Linked DNA regions of Homo sapiens: region 1 is linked to region 2. The links are chromatin loops, found by intact Hi-C in ENCODE. Cell type or tissue: K562. All regions are shown on one strand.

Region 1 (2,500 bases), 590 kb before region 2:
CGCTTTTTCCTTCCCCCATGTCATTCTTTGTCCCCTCCCCAGGCACTTTTTTCTCTGTCCTCCCGAATCCTCCCATCCTCCTCTTCTCTGTCTTTCAGGATGGCTCAGCCATCTTTTCCTGCTGCCTGCCTCTCTCCTCCCTATGGCTCTGTCTTTTCCAGCAGCCTAGTCCCTGCTTCTGCCTCACCTCTCATCATCCCTCTTCCCTTCTCACAGTTCTTGCTCCAGCTTATCCTCCAAGCCCCTTCTCTTCCCTTTCCTTCTCAGTCTGTCTCCTCCCTATGTTTCAGGCTTCTAGCCCACCCTTCTTCCTCCCAGCTCCCAGCATCCCAAGCAGCAGACTCCTGGGACCAGCCTCTGGATCCAGTGGTACATGAAGCGGGAGAAAGGAAGGTAGTAGAAGGATATAGCCTCGACAGACTTTGCACTGAGCTGAAGGCATTGGACCCAGAAAAGCCACCAACCCTCCCCAGTCATATTCCCAGGCCAGGGCAGCTCCTAGAGATGTTACACACAGATCATCATTTCTGCCATTGCACCAAAACCTGCTAGAGGATGCTGGCAATGGCTTTCTGGGGACTCGCAGAGTCTCAAGGGAGTGGACATGGTGGTGGCTGCACAAACATTGTCTTAAGTGTCCCATTATACAGCTGGGGACTCTGAGCCCTACATTCAGAAAGTTAAAGAACTGGGATCAGAAGTCAAAGTTAGGAATAACAGAGCGAGATTCTTCGCCTGTGGAGTCTGCACACATGTATCAGAGATGTGGGGACACATGTGTGTTTGTGTGTTAAGTGATTTTCTTAGCATGTTTCACACCCATGCCCACACACCCCTACACCCACAGCCACTCTTCAACCTTGTGATACAAGTGGAAAGTGAATTTGTGCTATTTCTGAAAGACGAATTTAATATTCAGGGAAGTACGAGCTCCGGGAGATTTATGTTGGAGTCCTGAATGGAAGTGATATTGGGCAAGACTAGGCCACAGTGTCCCCATTTTCAACAGAAGACTGGACTAAATGGTCTCCAAGGGTTTTCTAGCTGTGGTGATTTTGGCCCACCACAGGCCCATTTTGCTCCAGACACTATACGTGTGTGGTTTCCTTTAAGCCTGGCATTAAGTCAACAAGCTAGATTTCTCCATTTGTACATACAACAGCCAAGGTACAGGGAGCTTAACTAATGGGCCCTAGAGTCCCAGTAAGTGAAAGATCTGGGATTGGAACATGGGTCTGCTTGGCTCCAGACCTCACTTATCCTGTGCATCAAGGCAATTTCTGACGGAGTTGGTCCAGGGATCTGGGACTCAGGGCTCTTGTCAGGCAGCAGCAGTTTGACCAGTGGAAAGGCAAATTAGACTGGGACAAAGCTGCTCAAGGGAGATGGCTGGAGCTGTTTTCCTTCTGTCCCTGCTACAAGCTGGGGAGTAGGGAGCCTTCACCCAAGATAACATGTGTTTAATCATTGTTTCAGTGATAGCAGAGGCTCTTAACTTTCGGTTAATCACTTGCTGTTCCCACTGCCTGGATGCTCTGTCCCCTGATCTCTGCATTACTGTCTCCTTCTGGACACTCAATCATCCACCTGAATGTCTGGTCGCCCAGTCTGAAGTGTCCATGCAGCTACTCTCTGCCACATCACCTTTTGTTAAATCTCTGGCTAGCACCACTCACTCATATTGTCCTCCTTTATTTCTGTGATTGTTCAAATTCTCCTCTCTCTCTCCACTGAATAGTGTCAGATCATGTTTATCTTGTGTCTGGTTGTACCCCCAAGGCCTGGCACTGTGCTTGGCACCCAGCAAGAAATCAGTGAAAGTTTATTGTGTGAATGATGCCCCAGTGGCAAATAGTGACAAGAACCCAGCACCAGCAAAGTGTTTGGTCATTCTGCGCTGGGTGATGGGGACACCGATGACAATTCCACCAACTTCTTGCCCTCCAGGATTTCCAACATAGTGGAAAGACAGACCTGGTCACAGATCACTGGGGTCCTGTGCTCTATGCTGTGTACTGTGAGAGCCAGACTTATAAAAGGTGCTGCCAAGTCTAGGGCACATTGTAACTGTCTCTGTCTGGGAGAATTAGGGAAGATATTGAAGGTTGAGTCGTTTTTCAGGCAGAGAACCAGGACAGGACATTTCTAGAAAAGGAAACAGTATGAGAGGAGGGGAGAGGTAAACAGGTTTCCCGCTAAGACAGGAGTCCATGTCAAGGGCTCCATTAGACAGGAAGGCACACATAGACTGTGTGGGATGACCTGGCTTGTAGAGGAAATGTTAGAAATACCAGCTTCAGGCCGGGCGCGGTGGCTCACGCCTGTAATCCCAGCACTTTGGGAGGCCGAGGCGGGCGGATCACGAGGTCAGGAGATCGAGACCATCCCGGCTAACACGGTGAAACCCCGTCTCTACTAAAAATACAAAAAAATTAGCCGGGCGTAGTGGCGGGCGCCTGTAGTCCCAGCTACTTGGGAGGCTGAGGCAGGAGAATGGCGT
Region 2 (2,500 bases):
TTCCATTTCATTTTTCAGTCTTTCTTTCTCTCCATGTCTTGTTTTTGCTAATTATTATTGCTATATCCTTAGGCTTATTAGCGTTTCTGTCCTTTTTGGGTTGTAGTTTCTTGTTTCCTTGCATGCTTGGTAATTTTTGACTGGAAACTTTTTTCCAGAAAATTTTCTCAAATTTTTTGACTGGAAACTTTTGACTGGAATCATCGTGAATTCCACTTTGTCAGATATCAGATTTTTTTACTGCTATAAATATTTTTGATTTTTGTTCCGAGATAATGTGTTACTTAGAAATAGTTAAATTCTTTGAAGCTTGATTTTAACCTTTGTCATGTGGGACTAGAGCAGCCTTTAGTCTTGGGATAATTTTGCCATGCCACTGAGGCCATATTCTAAGTACCCTACCCCATGTACCAGGTGTTAAAAGTGTTTCCACCAAGTAGAGTGATGGAAACTCTGGTTGGTGAAAACACAAGTTATTCCAAACCCTGATGTTTTACCCACTGTTTCCAGTGGTCTTTTCCTCATCCTTGAGCTGTGAGGTAAGGAGTACATCCTTGAGTTGTGAGGTAAGGAGTACATACTTGAAAACTTGTGAAGCACCCTCTACAGATTTCTGCTTTCTCTCTCTCTGTCTTTCTCTCCACAACTTTTTAGTCTCCATGCAGCTCTATCTTCTCCTCTGCCTTATGAATTAATAACCTTGGCCTCCCCAATTTCTCAACTTCTTCTCAACTGAAACAGTCCACCAGACGCTATCTGGGCTCCCCTCCCTGCACTGTAGCCTAAAAATTTGCTCCAGGCAGTTAAGGATCAGCAATCACAGAGCTCACCTTGTTTGTTTTCTTTCTTTCAGGAATCAATATCCTGTGCTGCCTTTGTTTGATTTCTATAAAACACTATATATTTGTTCATTTCTTTGTGGTTGTTTAAGATGGGAGAGTAAATCTGGTCCTTATTTTCTTTCTCTTCTTTCCATATTAATTGTTCCAACCTCAAATCCAAAAAAAAAAAAAACAAAACGCAATTGCACCATTCTCCCTCCAGTCTTCCCTATTTTAGAAAATAGCACCACCCAGTGATACAAGCCAGGAACCTAGAAGTTATCCCTTTCTCCTCCTCTTTTTCTAACCCCATAATCTAAGCAGTCACCAAATTCTCTCCATTCACACAGTCATTATTTTCATCCTAGAAAATTGCAATTAATTTGTGACTGGTCTCTCCTCCTTCAATACCGCTCTACTCTAATCCATTATTTATATAAAAGCAGGCGTTACATAGCCTTAGTCCAAAATCAAAACACAATGAAAAAACTGCAAATATATATTTAACTTTACTTAATGTGTTTATTGTAGTACTATGGGTGTAGTAATTTCAAAATATTTTTGTATATTGTAGGATTAAACAAATGGGTACATGTATCAATTAAAAGTACTTGTTGGACTGCAATTAGTAGTATCAGTGTAAACTTATTGCCATACATGCACACACACATACATATACATATATACAATACATCTGTGTGTGTATATGTGTGAGTGTGTGTGCATTTGCTATTTTCCCAGTTCTATCTACTGAAAAATCCTGGAAGCAATGAGATCCTAGCAGTAATGAGGACACCTAGCAGCCAGAAATTTGATTCTAAATGTAATTTCCCAAAAAAGGTACCACTTATTCTTGGAAAAATGACTAATTCCAAGGCTGGATTATGAAAGTACAAAATAAGTCTGGAATATACTGTCATGCCATATAATAAGAAAGTACTCAAAAAATGAGAGCATATCAAAAGGAAACAGAAGCCAAATGGAATAGGCTTCCACTTAGGGAATATGGGAAATTATTAGCAAAAATTTTAATCAAAATAGTCTATTGAAATGAATGATATTAATGGACTGTAATCCACCGAATAAAGCAAAAATCCATTCATACTGACATTAGCTAATTAATTAAAGAGAAAGAGATTTTTTCTTACAATAGAATGTCATTTAGTAAGTGTAGAATAATAATCGCTTTAGAAAATCACCATTTTGCCACCATAATTGTTATTAGTCTCACAGGGATAATCTATAGTTGTTAAGACTATTGGGTGTAAGCTGGAAAAGGCATAAAATAGTGTCAGAACATCTCTCCACAAATTACGTATTAATTATAAACTTTTAAAATAGTAATTTTAGAGTGCAGCAACCTGGTAAACATCTACATTAACATTACCAGTAATGGAGCAAACAGACTTCAAGTCCCTTCTTGAGCAATGTGCTGATAAAGACATAATTAACTCCTATGGTGTTACTTTGAAAATAAATATGGAAGATTTAATCAATGTCATGAAAGACAAAGAAATGCTGAGTGTAGGCTAAACAGACACAACAATAAATGTAATGCATAATCCTAGATTGAATCCTAAATCAATGAAAATTTCTATAAAGTACATTTTGGGGATAATTGGAAAAATTTGAATATGGACTACAGATTACAAAAGAGCATTAGATTACATTTTGTGAAT

Evidence for each region. Hi-C counts contacts between places; a loop is a spot of excess contacts. Peaks named below come from ENCODE experiments on the same cell type or tissue, not always from the same donor. Only the 100,000 strongest peaks of a DNase experiment are listed, where the experiment ranks them.
Region 1: a loop joins it to region 2, with 6 times the contacts of the local background. A loop is called at or near these places in 19 of 110 quality-filtered maps.

What each region holds. Positions count from the first base shown.
Region 1 is chrX:151,756,317-151,758,816 of GRCh38, forward strand. No RefSeq gene overlaps it. Among named protein-coding and RNA genes, the nearest start is that of CNGA2, 23 kb to the left of the region's middle. In K562, no CTCF peak of the experiment used is centred here; no DNase peak of the experiment used is centred here.
Region 2 is chrX:152,342,448-152,344,947 of GRCh38, forward strand. All of the region lies in intron 3 of GABRA3 (gamma-aminobutyric acid type A receptor subunit alpha3), which reads right to left. Among named protein-coding and RNA genes, the nearest start is that of MIR105-1, 49 kb to the right of the region's middle. In K562, a CTCF peak has its summit at 1,062; no DNase peak of the experiment used is centred here.